Regions from separate parts of the Homo sapiens genome. Here region 2 is linked to region 1. A link is a loop called in an ENCODE intact Hi-C map of the cell type or tissue named here. Cell type or tissue: PC-3. All regions are shown on one strand. Links, peaks and the distances in the headings refer to the core of each region. The heading gives the core; the rest is flanking DNA. Region 1 has its middle 70 kb from the start of FAM184A. Region 2 has its middle 62 kb from the start of MIR3144.

Region 1 (8,319 bases), core at 320-8,319:
TGGCTTTGCCCTTCACGCCGGCACACACTCTGCCACTGTTAGTCCAAACTGCTGTTAGAGTCAGCGTGGCTCAGGTGTTTAGCATCTGCTCCTGAGACTGACAGTGCTAGGTTCTTTTCTCAAAAGACTTGGGGAACAAACTCTTTCTTTGCTAGTAGGTGAGCGATTCTAATTGCATTTCTTCTTTATTTTGCTAGCTTGTGGTGAAGATAAAAGTCATGAGAGTCTTTTCTATGGACTGTCCCTGCCTCCAAAAGCATGCTGCTTAGTAGCAGAGCTCTGGCTAAGAAATGGGAGACAGTGCTGAGCTGCTGCCAGCTCCCGTGACGTGCCCCCTGGCCTAGGGGGTGGTAGATGGGTGGTATATGCCTCTATTTTGTTTGCACCCCTGCTTGTCTTTGTGTCACTGACATACACATTCACAGTCTGATTTACTTAATGTCTGCAACTAATTCTACTGAGAGTTTACAGAGTGCAAAAGGGCATCATAGATCAAGCAACATCATCGCGTTATGTGATAAATGTATTGGTCCTTCTCTGTCTGGCTCTCCAGGTCCACTCTCCACCCTTCTCTGCTGACCTCTAGGCATGGCATGTCCAGTGCTTCCCTTGTGCTGTAGCTGCAGCTGGTTTGTTCTTGAGTGGCACTGGCCAGAGATTGGCAGGCAGGAGGAGAATCCATCCATGGCAGGTATTCTCTCTGCTCCCTCTCTGCTGGTCCCTACCAACATCGAGACCCCTGTGGAGGGTTGGGTGGAGTGGCCTATCATGGCCACCTCTCTCCCCAGGTTGCAGCAACAGCTTCCTCCCATTGTCTGCTAGGCTGTAGGGGTGTAAGAGCTTCCTGTTGTTGCTAGGCCCTGGGAGATAACTATCTTTTATTGGCTTCTTTAGCTCTTACCCACACTTCTGCAAATACACCCTTCTGTCATTAAACCCTTCAATCACTCCTTTGGGTACGATCTGATTCCTGCTGGGACTCTGACTCAGTGAGTGCCAGGAAAAAAATACCACAGAGAACCAAGGGGCTAGGAAACAGCAAATAATATCAAAAATAAAAGTGAAAAGTTGGTTGATACACTTAGGTTCACTGCCTCACTGGCTGGCGTTTTTGACATGAAAGGCCCTTTGGCTTGGTTTCTTATTTTCAGTAGTCTGCAAATCTTTTAAGGCATCCATCCTCTGTATATTTCAACCACATTCCTCTCCACAAATAAGGCGTGAGTGTTTTGAGGACCAACTATTAGGAAGAGTTATGCACCAGTGACCCAATTCAAAAGGATAATAGTAATCATACTGATAACAGTGACAGCTAATATTAATATTTATTGTTTATCATATACCAGGCATTGTGCTAAATCTTTAGGTATCATCTCACTGAATCTTCACATCAGCTCCATTAAGCAAAAACATGATTTTTACAGGGAAGGAAATCAGACTTACAGAGGCTAAATATTTGCACATGATTTTACAGCTAGAAGTTGAACCGAGGCAATCTGACACCAGAGCCAGAGCTCTTAACTAGTATTGCACAGGTATTTCCCCAAATGTGGCACTAGTACCACTAGCGGCATAGGAGACCATCTGGGGACAGTCTATGGGTGAAGAGTTTGATTTGTTTAGTTATGTATTTATAGTTAGGATTACCTTCTATTTATGACAGGTGATATTGACTTTTCATTTTCAATAGTGATATAATTTCCCTTTCAAAATAAATATAATTAAAAATAAATAAATAAATTTAAAGGAAAACATTGAGGAACTATGTAGGCTGAGTATAGATATGGCCAAAATTAATGACTGAAATTTGGGGAACTCTGTACATTCCACACTGGCCCGCAGTGTGCTCCACATGTTCACACAGAACAAGACTGCTAGAAATGAGAAAAATTATATACCATCTGCTCTTCAGTGCCTTTCCCGATTAACTTACGTGTGTGTGTGTGTGTGTGTGTGTGTGTGTGTGTGTGTGTGTGTTTATTTGGAGACAGAGGCTCGCTATGTTACCCAGGCTGGAGTGTGGTGACGTGATCACAGCCCACTGCAGCCTTGAACTCCTGGGCTCAAGCGATCCTCCTGCCTCAGCCTTCCAAGTAGCAAGGACTACCAGTATAAGCCACTATGCCTAGCTTAAATCACCCATATTTTCCCATTTCCAGATACTATTCATAATACAGTCAGTTTTGCTATAACTAGGGTTTCGGTGTCACCAATTGGCTCATATGAATTTGACAAATAAGGAATAATGTCAGCATAGTATGGGGGTTGTTGGTCGACATGTATCTTTTCCCAGATGAGAGATGCTGTAAAAATGGGAGTAGAGTTAAAATCACTAGCAGGAAAGGAATAGTCACCCTCTCCCCTGGTGCACAGATTGGAGCTCTTCCAACTCTCCTTGAATTAAAAAGGAGTGCCTGTACCCAGGGTTTCCTCCCAGAGATGTGCACCCCCAGGCTTGCATTTATAGCTCTTGCCCTTTCCACATGATAGTCACTACATTCCAGAAAAAAACAAATGTAGTTTATTATCAGGATAGAGCCAGGGCCCCAAACCCTAGTTAGAGGCACTAAGACATCCAGCGGGGGCAGTGGCAGGCTCTGTTTTTTTTTTTTTTGTTTTTTTGTCTCCCAGATGCCTACAAAATGTGCCACCCTAACATCAATACCACGAACACAAGCACCACTTCCTCCTCTTTCTCCTGAATCTGAAGTCTCTTCCAAGTTCCTCATCCAGTCATGACTAAGGCAGCAAATAATCAAGTTGCTTCAGCTACATAGTAGTGGCTGGAAGAGGGTTTAGCGTGGGTGCATCCTAGCTGTGGGTCTGATCGATGATACAACCTGGTATTAACCGCTGGGCTTCCAACTGGTCCTGTCCCCTTGAAGACTTGATTCTGACTGGGGATAGGGTGGGGTGGGTGGGGCCTTTTGCCAATTCCAACTCCTCATTGTTTGCTGACATAAGATGAGGGCTCCCAACCCCCACCACCTCTTGCCAGGCTGATCCTTGCTTGAGTCATAGCAGGGATGACTCAGAGATGATAGACTGAATCTAGAAACAGACCAGACCACATGTAAAAATAGATCTTTGACCCACTCTCTGTACCAGAGAAGGAAACCAACCCCCTTATGTACAATAAATAACCCAGGAAGTCAGCCTGCTCGAACTCAGACTTGTAGGAAGCCAGGCTGCTGTCTCTGGTGACAATCCAGGAAGCTGAACAATAACTTCTGTAACAATCAGCCAGAAATGGCCAGGACCTGATTAATAACGGACAGCTTCCCTAACTTTTGTCACCATTTTAAATTTAGGAACAACCAGAGAAAGCCAAATCTGTACCTACCCCTAACCAATCACACAGTGTGCCCTGCTTCCAGTTAGCCCACCTGCAGCTTCCCCAGGCCAACAGCCTCCCATCAGGGCACACCTCAAGACTTCCCTTTTTTTCCACTCTAAAGCTTTCCCAGTGCTTTGCCTGTGATGGGGTCTCTGACAAAATGCAAGTGATGGTGGCCAACTTCATTGCTATAGCAAGCTCAGAATAAATAGCCTTTGCTTTTTCTCATTTGGTTGGTCTTTGTCTATTTCCATGGAACCTATAACCTGCTTACTGTCAACCCACCCACCCTAGTTCCCTGCCTAGCAATGAAACTCCATACCTCAACTTCTCCTATATGGACAAGATTTCTTCCTCTGCTGGGAAGAAGATCGTGGCCAGGAGAGTGTCAGCAGAAGCACTTTCCTGGGAAGGAGCCCAGGCAGGGCTTGGCTGGACTTCTGGTGATCTCCTGAGTGAGGTGCATGGAATGCCTGTCTTCTTCTAAGAGCCAGTGACCAGGGAAGACTGTAACTGGGTTTTAGCTCCAGTTGCTATTTTATTTCCCAGTCCCACCTACCCCACGAGAGTTGGAGCCTAGCCACATTCTTCTCAGTGATGAAAGTGTTGCGTATGAACCCAAGCCCACTAGTATGGCCCTAACCCCCACTGGGTAAATGTCCTCTCTGCCAGCTGCCTGTCCCCACGGCCAAGTCCAACTGTCTGGATTCTCTTTGTCCCGCCCCTGCTCTGCCTGCAGGGAGCCTCTCAGCTCTTTCTTTCTTAACCCCTTCCCCAGCACACTATTGCTGCCAGCATCAGATGTGTGACTAGCCAGCACTGTTCTATAAGCCTCCCAACACCATGAAACTGGAATCATTCAGTCATCCTGCCAGGCTTAGATCCAGCAGAATTTTTGAACAGATTGAGAAGTGGCCACATGATGGCACTATAAATCTAGCAATGCCCTCAGAAAGTTGGCAAACTGCAAAGCTCCAGGGAATCAGGATCTGTATTTTTTTTTTTTTAATGAATGTCAGAAAAGTGAAAACTGGTAATGGTCAATAGCCCCCAGAAAATCTTGATCTTATTTTGCTCAGGATTCTTCCTGATCAATGGCCATTTGTTTTTGACACTTGCCAAACATTAGCTATCCCTCTTCAGCACGCATCCCACCGCCCAATGCTGTCTTCGCTTTGTACTCAACGCATGCACATTTCTGTTCTAAATAGTCTGCCGGTTGCTATGAACACAAAAATAGACACACAAAGATTTAAGAAAGATGGAAATGTCTTACCTAAGCATGAGTGAAATGATTTCTTCTTTTGTTTTGGTCCATCATTATGCTAAATAAACGGAAGCCTTTTCCCTCTTCACACGCAGAGCTGAGCCAATCACAGGCACAAATGAAAATTGCCTATCTCTAGAAACAAATCCCTTGGCCGTCCTGGTTGATTAGTCATTACACATTTACATAGCACAGAAAAGGTTGCCCAGGTAATCATACAAACATTTGATATTTTCCCATGCCTTCTCTTGGCTGATCCAAATTCTTTGGAATTGAGATTTTTTTGTGTACCCTTTTAAAAATGAGCACTGTGAGATTTACTCAGACCTCTGATTTTTTCATGTGAGTGAATCATAGCCTGGTATGCCCTGAGCTTTGCATGAAAGGCAGCACAGCACAGTGGAGAAAATACATCTTCAGGCTCAAGTGGTGATGGGTAGTGGCCGGGGGCAACCTGAATCCTGGCTCAACTCTTTCTTGCTTTCTTGGCCAGCTGCTCTCTACTTCTTTGACTTTCAATATGCTTATCTGTGAACTGGGATAAAGAGTACTGAACTTCTAAGTTTTTTTAGGGGACTAAATGAGATAATGTAATGTATGTAATAGGTGTTCAACCAAGGGTAGCTAGTATTCTTCTGAGTAGAGTGGATGACTCCAGTGTGTAACCTATGGCCAAGCAACTGAAAGGTGGAGAAAGTTCCTCATGCTCTTTTGGAAATCTCATGTGGTGATTAAGAGCATGGTTTTTTGCATCAAACTGTCTGCATCCATACCATAGTTCTACTATCTTTGTAGTAGATGCAATAGAAAAGCGTAAGCAAAGCTTTCTAAGTCTCACCGTCTTGGTTTGTAATGTCAGTAATCATAGCCCCTGCCTCATGATGCTGGTGTGAGCCTGAATGAGACAATGCATGTGTTAGGGGTTGGTTTGTGTCCCAGAAAACGTGTTGAAGTCCAAACACCCAGTACCTGTAGGGTGACCTTATTTAGAAATAGAGTCTTTGCAGATGATCAAGTTAACATGAAGTCATTAGAGTGAGCCCTAGTCGAGTGCAACTAATGTGCTTATAGAAACAGGAAATTTGGACACAGAGGTACCCACACAAGGAGAACACTGTGAAGATGAAGGCACAGATCAGGATGAGGCATCTGTAAGCTAACAAATGCCCAAAATTGCCAACAAACGATAAGATGCTAGGAGAGAGGTATGGAACAGGTTCTCCCCGACAGCCCTCAGAAGGAACCAGCACTACTGACACATTGATCTTGGACTTCTAGCCTCCAGAACCGTGAGACAATACATTTCTGTTGTTTAAGCTCCCAGTTGGTGGTGCTTTGTTATGGCAGCCCTAGCAAACTAATACAGCATGGATGTATGTGACCCAGGGCATGCCTCCTAGTAAGCAGCCAGTAAATGTTCGACACTATTGCTGTTGATGTGGCTAGTGAGATCTCCACTTTATCTTTTTTATTTATGTATTTATTTTTGAGATGGAGTCTTGCTCTGTCACCATGCTGAAGTACAGTGGCATGATCTTGGCTCACTGCAACCTCTGCCTCCCAGGTTCAAGCGATTCTCCTGCCTCAGCCTCCAGAGTAGCTGGGAATATAGGCGCACACCACCATGCCCAGCTAATTTTTGTATTTTTAGTAGAGACGGGGTTTCACCATTTGGCCAGGATGGTCTCAATCTCTTGACCTTGTGATACATCCACCTCAGGCTCCCAAAGTGCTGGGATTACAGGCGTGAGCCACTGCACCCGGCCACCACTTTTTCTAATCAGTAGCTTTGCACAGGAATATTCCCAGCTGGTTTCTCCTACCTGTTACTAGAACCCACTTTTCACTGTGATGCTTAAACATGTGCAGAAAAGAAAAGAATATCCAAAAGCAGATTTCGATCAAGCTGTTGTTTAGATTTTTGGACCATTTAAATACCTTGAGCAGAGATTATTAAATAGAAAGGCCAGTGTATAAAGAATGGTTTTATACAAGGTGAGGGTAGAACCAGACAACACCCGTGATTACATTGCGAGGTGTTTTGGCAGATGTCAGATCCATGGCTAACACAAGACAAACCAGCAGTACCGAGTGTGGGGACGTGGATTCCTGATTTGCTGTTCACGCATCTCTGGGGAGGGGAAGTTCACCTCATGAAAGGCACATGATTCATAGCAGGGCTCCTTGGTGGCTGCTTTTTTTTTTTAACACTTGTTCTGCAGCAGCACAAAGGAAACAGTTTTATTCTTTAATTACTTGATATGAACTGTCTCACTGATGACAACTGTGCAGAAGTCTTGCAGAACCTATCTGGCCTGTAACTTGAGTTTGGATCTTGGCATCCTAACTGTCTGTAAGCCATCAGAATCTCTAAAACCACCTACACAGCAGAGAAGCCTGTACAGCTCCTGACTCATAGAAGGGTTCAATAATAAGTATTCGGTGTTAGAATAAATGAGCTGTGGGCCAGGTGCGGTGGCTCACGCCTGTAATCCCAGCACTTTGGGAGGCTGAGGCGGGTGGATTGCCTGAGCTCAGGAGTTGGAGACCAGCCTGGGCCACGTGGGGAAACCCCATCTCTACTAAAATCCAAAAAAAAAAAAAAAAAAAAAAAAAAAAAAAAGATTAGCTGGGTGTGGTGGCGCATGCCTGTAATCCCAGCTACTGAGGAGGCTGAGGCAGGAGAATTGCTGGAACCCAGAAGGCAAATGTTGCAGTGAGCTGAGATAGTGCCACTGCACTCCAGCTTGTGCAACAAGAGTGAGACTCCATCTCCAAAAAAAAAAAAAAAAAAAAGCTGCAAAAATAAATACATATTTTACTAATACTTGATTCTGGGACATAAAGATCATTAGGACAGCTTTATAGGAAAATATGCTTTTAAAGTTTGAGGTAGGAAGCCTTGGTGGTCTTTTTTTTCTGGAGAAATTAAAATTTCAAGCATTTCCTTCCTCTCATACATGCTGTGTACAAACCATCCCTAGAAATGAACTGTCTGGAGTATTTTATTTCTTAATTAATCCAGTTTTGCTATTTGGTGTAAACAGGATGATGTTCAGGCTGAATGAAAGAACAGGAAAGTTTAGGGGATACAATTCAAGGAGGAGTTTCAACTCCCTCCACATCTGCTGCTCTATTTTGCTTTAAATTAGATTTTAAAATTAATTTAATTTTTCATTTGAAACTGCTGCGCTCTCCACCATCTCTCTTTCTTTTCTTCCAGTAACTGGTCCTCCTCTCTGTGGCCCTGGTACTTCCCAGAGCAAACACTGCATCATCTGACAGTTCTTTTTCCATCATTTTTTTTTTCATTACTTAGCCAGACTGGTAATTTATTAGTAAGAAGAAGATGGTATCAGCTGACAGGACTAGGCTTATGGGCATATGAGAAAGACAAAGATCTCTCTCGCCAATTATAGAAATTCCAAGTTGTGATCCACTTCTTTCTAGCAAGCACCACCCTCTTTTAACATGAAAAGACTCAAAACACAACAGTAGATAATTTGACACGTCACCTTAACTTCTGCATCTGGAAAACTGAGACACAACATGGGATACCTATTTCATGGAGCTATTGTTGGAAATCATATTTTCAAGTATTTATTAATTCTCAGCTTCCCACCAAAGTTTTGATCTTCTGACCACAGACATCATACAAGAAAAGAATATAAGATAAAATAAAGGAATCAGGAACAACGAAATTACTCATAATAGT
Region 2 (8,348 bases), core at 144-8,143, 930 kb after region 1:
GGCTACATTTAAACTATAATGAATTATGAATTGATTTTATATAGGTAAGCTAAATAAAATTAGCTGATGTGTATTTCTAAGTGAAAATTTTCCTTACTGGAAAATTAAATTTTCAAGTATAATTTCCCTATATGTAACACATTCAATACAAATTAGCGTATGTTTAAGGAGTTGTCTAATAAAAATTCAGTTTTTATTCCTTCACAGCTAATGAGGACTGCAAGCCTGAGTAATAAGTTGACAATGTATGTTCATTCAACAAACATTTTTGGACAGTTTCCCCATTACAAGAATTATTTTAGAAATTCAAACAGAAAAAAGACATATATTGCAATTTAGTTTTGGAAGGATATATATGGACATGGTAGGAACAGTAATGACCATGCTACTATGAGCATTTCATTAGGCTAGGATTCTTATATCATTTAATTCTTGCAATCATCTATGATGAAAAGTTTAAGTATTTTATTGGTGAAGAAACTGATGCTCAGACAGTTTTTTGACTAACCCAAAGTTTGACATACAGTAAGCACAAACTGAAGTAGGAATTTGTGCTTTTCTTTTTTTAATCCTTGAGTTCTTTATATCACATCCCACATTTGTTGGCAGATAAATTTTAGTGTACTTATGTGAGAGTGTTTTCTAAATATATAATTAATTACAAGTTGGGAGTTGTTTTTTTTTAAGTTCCAAGGTTAACTGATAACCTTTAAGAACCACCATGCATTGGGACTCAGAGAAAATGTTAGTCTGTCTGCATTTTCATAGAATTAGTATGGTTAATAAATCCTGGCAAATCATTCATAAGTGATTAAGTTACAATGCAGTATTTGACAGCATTATGATTTTGTTTTTAGTTACCTATTTCCATTCTGTATTAAAATGTGCTAGTGCATTTTTAAAGAACAATACATTTTCCTATTTCTGCTTATACATGAGCATTTTATAGCCAAATCAAATAACTCCAATTATTTCTAATGGCAATGTTAGGACTTAAATGATGAGAATCATTTGTTAGATTAAAGTGAATTTACTTCAGATTCCAATTATTTCTAGTGGTCGTAAATCTTTCAGTTTACCTTAAGGGCTCAAGAAACTCCTTCAATGTTTTTGTAAAGGAAAATTGTGCCTTAATGGGAAATGTTATTCTAGATGGGATCCTGCAGCAATCATGATGTGCTATCATTACAGAGATTGATTCTGCTGGAAAGATATAATTCCTAAAGTATCTTTGATGTAACCTTATGTTCCACGTTACAAAAGGAGATAAATTAGCCTTTCTAAGCCGTGACAAATATATGATCATCTGAAATCCAAGATTAAGTCTAAATAGGTTAAAAACAGAAAATACTAGCACATTAAGATCTCTTCTTACAGTTTAAAATTGTGGCAGAGTGTCCAAACATATGGATACTTCTTGGTCCATTATCAGAGTCAAAACTATGAAATAGGAGGCCTCCAGATATTATCTTACTAATTTGCCTTTTTGTAGGGGAATTATTTTATTTTTCAGATATCTTAATTTTTTAGAACCAAAGCCCACATTTTTAAAGAAAAATATATAACTATGTTTCTCAAGAGTAATGTATGGATGCCATTTAAATAAAAGCTACTCTATTCTGAGAGTTTTTAAATTATTTTTATTGTAATATTTTTAAATTTATAAAAACATAGGCTGTAAATTCTTACAGCTATAAACTATACAACCAAAGGCAAATTTGTAAATTGAATACAAGAAAAACAAAAAACCATTCTAATCAAAAGGATTAATTTTATGTAATGCCATTTGCTGAAATTGCATTGTTGCTCAGTGTTCCTTAGGTACCAATGCTATTGCACAGGTCCTTGTGAGCTTAACATGTCTATATTACCTCACAAGATCTGAAAAGTGAATTATTCTACCATTTTCCCCTAGTTGAACTACTGTAAGACATTTACTTATACATTGCGTTCTGATATAATTTGGTCTTTACATAGCAGTGATGAATATGGTATACACATAATTCTGTTTTTATTTCTATTATTTTACTACAATTAAAGTCATCATTTGGCACCAAAAAATATAAGCAAAAACATATTAGTAGGCATTGAAACTGAATAGCAAGTAATGAGTATTATCCAAATTGTTTTAAAATTATTTATTTACTTATATTTAATTCACAATAATTGTATATATTTGTGGGCATGATGTTATGTTTTGTTCTACATACATTGTAGAAAGAGTCAATCAAACTAATATATCTATCACCTCACCAACATTATTTCTTTGTGGTGAAAATGTTAAAAATACAAATATTTTAAAATTAAATTTGGCTTTTCTAGTAGTTTATTGTTATTATAATAATAAAACAAACAAACAATAAAACCAAGAGATGCTGACCTAGGTTAACAGGCATGGAAGAGTAGAGATGACATATCAAACAACTTATCAGCCTAAGGGAACTAGTGTATTTCAAATGAATTTAAGAGACATGACCCTCTAATCATCTTGGCAATATATCTCTGGTCCTCCATGATTAATTCTGAGGTTCCTTCTAGATTAATTAATATCTTAATTTTCAGAATATTTCTGTACTCTTTAAGCTGCAAACATCAGGCACATCAACTGTGTATATGCTATCCTTGAAATTTATACTCTAAAAAGCAATTCCAGGTATCAATACAATGGGGGAATTTAATTGTCCTTCCTAGGTGGGTTATTTTAATTTCCACAAAATGTATTCTTTATCTGTACATTTTGGAAGCTATATGTATTACAAATATCTTCTATCAGTTCATGATTCTTTGTCAATTTCTTTGTGGTATCTTTTGAAAAATATACTTTTAAATTTAAAATTATTTAAATTTAAATTTTTCATTTACAAAATTTTAGTCAATTTGACCAATTGTGTGTGTGTGTCCTATTTAATATATCCTTCCCTACTTCCTGTTCAAAAATTTTTTTTACATTTATGACAGATTAAAGATTTATTTTCACATTAAGTTCTTAATCCATTTGTAAATAATTTTTATTTGAGGAATCTGTTATGGGCTGAATTGTTGCCCCACAAAATTTATATGTTGAAACCTTAACCCCCATTACCTCAGAATATGATTATCTTTGGAGATAAGGTTTTCAAAGAGGTAATTAATTTAAGATCATTAGGGTGGGTCCTAATCCAATATGACCAGTGACCTTAAAAAAAGAGGACATTCAGATAGAAACATCAGGGATGAGCACACACAAGGGAAAGACCATGCCAGGACACTGTGAGAAGGTGACCACCTGCTAGCTAAGGGGAGGGGTTTCAAAAGAAACCAAACCTGCTGACACCTCAGTTTGGTCTTTTAGCTTTCCAAGTTCTGAAAAATAAATTTCTGCTGTTTAAGCCTCACAGTCTGTGGTATTTCATTAAGCAGCTATGGCAAACTAATAGACTATCACATTTTGTTTTCCACAAATGCAAGCAACCATTACAGGGGCATTTTTTAGTCTCTTCTCTTCCCACTGCTCTGCAGTACAACTTCTGTTCATGTATCAAGTTTGCATTTACGCGTGGATCTTTTTTTTAGGATCTCTATTCCATTTGATTACTCAGTCTGGCCCATTCTACACTATTGTATCTACTGCAGCTTGAAAATATAACTTGATAGAGCAAATACACTTACATATCATTACCTTAATCACCATGATTCCTTTTAAATTTAATATTTTTTTGAATTCATAGCCCAAGGTCTTATTAAGGCAAGGAAAACAACAGACTCTCAAGAACTACAAATAGTGAAGTGCCAAGAATGAACAAATAAATTTGAGAAGAAAAGTTAAAGTAATTGAAATGTTAGAAATGAAAACTATAATGGATTAAATTATTTAAAAAACCTCATTGGGTGGCTTAAACAATGAAAATACAGGTGAATGGACAATGTGGTAAGCTGTTAGATGTATCTAAAGTAATTCAACATGCCACACAGAAAGATGGAAAAATTTATATGAAAGAAATGGTAAGAGCTACATGAGAGAATATTAAAGTTTAACAGGTGTCATAGAATCACAGACAGAGAAACAGAAAATGGGTGCCTAATATTTGAAAGAAAATTGCTACAAGTTTTTCGTAGATAAGATATAAATTCACAGGTCCAGGATTTGTTAGATATCACTAGAAGCACTAAGAAAAATCAATCTGAGCCCAAACATGTTAGAGTATAAATATAGAACACAAAGGTAGAAAGAAAATGAAAATCTTTTATGCAGTCAGAAGAAAGGAAAAAAAAAAGAATGACAATTAGACAATAATAGAATTCTCAATTGCAGCAATAGAGGGCAGAAGAAAAATCTTCAAATTGTTGAGAAAAAAGTTATTAACAATCTACCTTTAGATTCCTACATATAGTACCTTTCAAGGAAAATTATGAATAAAACTGTCACCAAAATGGCCAGCACAAAGGTAATCCTTTAGGATACATTTCAAAAAGAAGAAAAATAATCTGAGATTAAAGCTCTGTGTTACCAGAAAGAATGATCAGCAAATCATATGATAAATGGGTATGTGAGCAGCTGACTATGTGATCTTCCTCTGTAGGAGTCCTGCAGCCCTAAATTTGGTGAGCTTTCCTCCAGACAAGTTTGCTGCTGCTTCTGCCTGTCTCCAGCGGCACCTACTGTCTGGAAACAGCCTCAGGACTCTTCAACTTTCTGCCTCAATAAAGGCATCTGGTTTCAATCAGTGCTCAGACACACCTGAGGGCAGCTTTGCCTGTGGCACCCACCCACAGGGAACCACAGTCTTCCCATTTGCCTCTTGCTCCTGGCTTCCAGCTTTGTTCCTAGGGTAGCATGTTTGTTTTGTTTTCTTTGAGTGTGTCTGTGTGTGTTTGAGGGGCATATTTATGTCGGGGTGGGTGGGGCGTGATGTGGTGTTATGATTACCTAAGGGTCTTCCTCTACTCTCATGTGGGCTAAAACTGGATGTTCTGCCCGTATATGTACTAGGGGGGCACCAAGAGCATCTGATTGGCCATGATGCTGGTCGCAGCCATTTAATACTTTCTTATCCTCTATAGATGACAAATGCAGCTTTTGTAGCTGTGAAGATACAATATATCTGAGGCAAAGCAGGGTTGACTTGTTTTGTTTCATAGAAGTAGGGACATTTCATTCTCCTCATTTTTAAATGTCATGAAAATCTTTGCAAACATAAAAAACCTTGCAAACAACAATATGTAACAGAAACAAAAACAATGACCAACAGTAGTTTAGAAAGTTATAAAGAAACAGAGGCTTTTTTTTGTCTTAATAACAATTCTCAAGGACTGCTAATTACCTCTTACATTGTTTTCCTGATTTCTTTGACCTGAATTTTGTTGTAGCACTTATTGCTAGAGTAAAGCAATGTTTTTTGCCCCTCCATCTATTCCATTTACTTTAGTTTATTACTTGCCGTTTTTAGTTATTAGATTAGAAGGGTCTGCTTAGTTCACATGTGTCTGTCTCTTTATATCTTTATCCATCTGGCAGTGGTAACTTAAAAGATTTTGAACTTTGGAACCTTATTAGAAGAGATATACTAAATATTTATATGCATAAATACACTAAAAAGTTTAATTCATTATGACACATGTAGTTAATAAATAATAATTTCTAAAATTCTCTTCCTATATTTTTAGAATAATAATAATGAACAAAACTGCTGTTTTGCTTTCCCCATTTAGAATGACTGCTCCCACGTAGAACTCCAGGTGGCCTTGTCCCTGTGGCATGTTAATTATTATGTAAGAATTGCTATGTTACATTTCTCCAAAAGAAAGTTATGGTCTGAGGACCATAAATGAGTGCACTAGGGTCTAAGATATTCCAGGAACTTTACAACTTGTCCTCTTATTTTTGATTTAGAAGGTCAGTTTTATGTATTCTGGGATCACCAGTGAACTAAGTTCTTTTGATTTTTTTTCATAAGTTTTGCTGATTTGTGTATATTTATTTGACGTTGTATTCTCCAGTATGGAAATATTTTCCTAATATCAGTATATATTTTTGTGTGAGAACTACTGAAATGTGACAAATATAAATCATTGCTTTTTGTGGGACAATCTTATTTTACCAAAGTAACTAGCTATAGTAATTTCATCTGCAGCAAGTCAGAATTTTGTTTATATGAACTTGCTCGCTAAAGGCTACGAGAGTGGCCTAGAATAGCTTTTGCTATTATACTTACCATGAATACTGTAGCATGAGCCTTTCTGCCAAATTTCTTGTCTTTTAGAAGCATTGGTTAAGAAGCTTTGGTGAGGAGTGGCTTTACTGTTTTCATATTGTAAGTCACATGAATCACTCTCCTGTTTACAAATTATGAAGTATATGAAGTACAAAAGCTCATTAATACAAGTGTTTTGTTTTGTTTTGGTTTATATTGCCATTTATGATTTGATTTTCTAAAGAAATTTTAGGTTTGCAGCAAAATTGATCAGAAAGGGTTCCTATTTACCTGCTGCTGTCATACATACACAACCCCCCAATATCAACATCTCCCACCAGAGTGGTACATGTGTTGTAAATGATAAACATACACTGACGCATCATCATCTCCCAAAGTTTGTAGTTTACATTAGGATTTACTGTTTTAGTAGTGTACATTCTGTGGCTTTGGACAAATGTATAATGAATAATATCATAGAGAGTATTTTCACTGCCCTAAAAATCCTCTATGCTCTGCCTATTGAGTCTCTTCCCACCCCAAGTCCCTGGCAATCATTGATCTTTTTACTGTTTCATTGTTTTGTCTTTTCCAGAATGTCATACATTTAGAATTACAGCACTTAGCCTTTTCAGATTTTCTTCTTGCACTTAGTATTATTTATTTAAGTTTCCTTTATGCTTTCTCATAGACATTTCTTTTTGGAAGTGAATAAATAGTATTTCATTGTCTGGGTGTATAAGGTTTTTTGGTCCATTTACCTACTGAAAAACATCTCTGTTACTTCTAAGCTGCAGCAATTGAATGAATGAGGGTGCTATAAATATCCAAGTGCAGGTTTTTGTGCAGACATAAGCTTTCAACTCCTTTGGAGAGTGATTGTTGGATTATGTGGACAGAGTACGTTCAGTTTGTGAAAAACTGACAAATTGTCTGCAAAGTGGTTGTACAATTTTATATTCACATCAGCAGTGAATTTGCCTGTTGCTCCACATCCTCACCAGCGTTTGATGTCAACAGTGTCCCAGATTTTGGCCACTATAATAGATATATAGTATTATCTCATCATTCTTAATTTGAGTCCCTGATAACAAATGATGTGGAGTATCTTCACATGCTTATTTTCCATCAGTGTATCACTTTTGTAAGGTGTCTATTTAGGTCTTATGCACATGAAAATAATCAGGTTTTTTATTTTCTTATTGTTGAGTTTTAAAAGATTGTCGTATGTTTTGAGTGACAGTCCTTTGAGTGACAGATGTGTCTTTGCAAATATTTTATCCCTGTCTGTGGCTTATCTTCTCATTCTCTTGAATATGTCATTTGCAAAGAAGTTTTTAATTTTAATAAAGTCCAGGTTATCAATCATGTTTTCCAATGGGTCATGCTTTTAGTCAGTATCTAAAAAGTCATCTTCATAACCAAGTTCTTTCATATGTTTTCCTATGCAATTTTCCAGTTTTATAGTTTTACATTTTACATTTAAGTCTATGATCCATTTTTAATTCGTTTGTGTGACAAGTAAAAAGTCAGTCTATATATGTATGTGTATATGTGTGTGTGTATATATATATACATAGCATATATATATATATACACACACAGCATATATATATATATATATATATATATATATATATATATATATAGCATATGGATGTCTAGTTGTTCCAGAAACATTTGTTGAAAAGACTATTTTTTTCTCCATTGTATTGCCTTTGCTTCCTTGTTAAGGATTAATTGACTATATGTGGTTCTAGTTCTAGGCTGTCTATTCTGTAAATTGTTCTATTTGCCAATTCTTTTGTCAATACTACACCATCTTGGTTATTGTAGCTTTACCGTTAGTGTTAAGGTCAACTAGTGTCAGTCCTCCGACTTTGCTGTTCTCTTCACTGTTGTGTTGGCTATTCTGAGTCTTTTGCCTCTCCACACAAATTTTAGAATGCATTTGTTAATATCCACAAAATAACTTGGGATTTTGTTTGAGATTGCATTGATCTATAAATTATAAAGAAATGACATTTTGACAATATTGCATCTTCCTATCCATGAACATGGAATATCTCTCCATTCTTCTTTGATTTCTTTCATTAGAGGTTTGTTGTTTTTATCATTCAGATCTAATGCATGTTTTGTCATATCAGATTTATATTAAATATTTCATTTTAGGAGTTG

What was found. Hi-C counts contacts between places; a loop is a spot of excess contacts. Peaks named below come from ENCODE experiments on the same cell type or tissue, not always from the same donor. Only the 100,000 strongest peaks of a DNase experiment are listed, where the experiment ranks them.
Region 2: it touches region 1 in a loop (5-fold over the local background); 8 of 110 quality-filtered maps call a loop at or near these places.

Annotation. Positions count from the first base shown.
Region 1 is chr6:119,144,465-119,152,783 of GRCh38, forward strand. It overlaps a transcript of FAM184A not described here. Among named protein-coding and RNA genes, the nearest start is that of FAM184A, 70 kb to the left of the region's middle. RefSeq lists an enhancer at 2,981-3,050. In PC-3, for the core only: a CTCF peak has its summit at 4,265 (motif pointing right); DNase peaks (open chromatin) are centred at 907, 3,037 and 4,227; H3K4me3 peaks cover 1,447 bases; H3K27ac peaks cover 3,393 bases.
Region 2 is chr6:120,073,017-120,081,364 of GRCh38, forward strand. No RefSeq gene overlaps it. Among named protein-coding and RNA genes, the nearest start is that of MIR3144, 62 kb to the left of the region's middle. In PC-3, for the core only: a CTCF peak has its summit at 4,623 (motif pointing left); no DNase peak of the experiment used is centred there.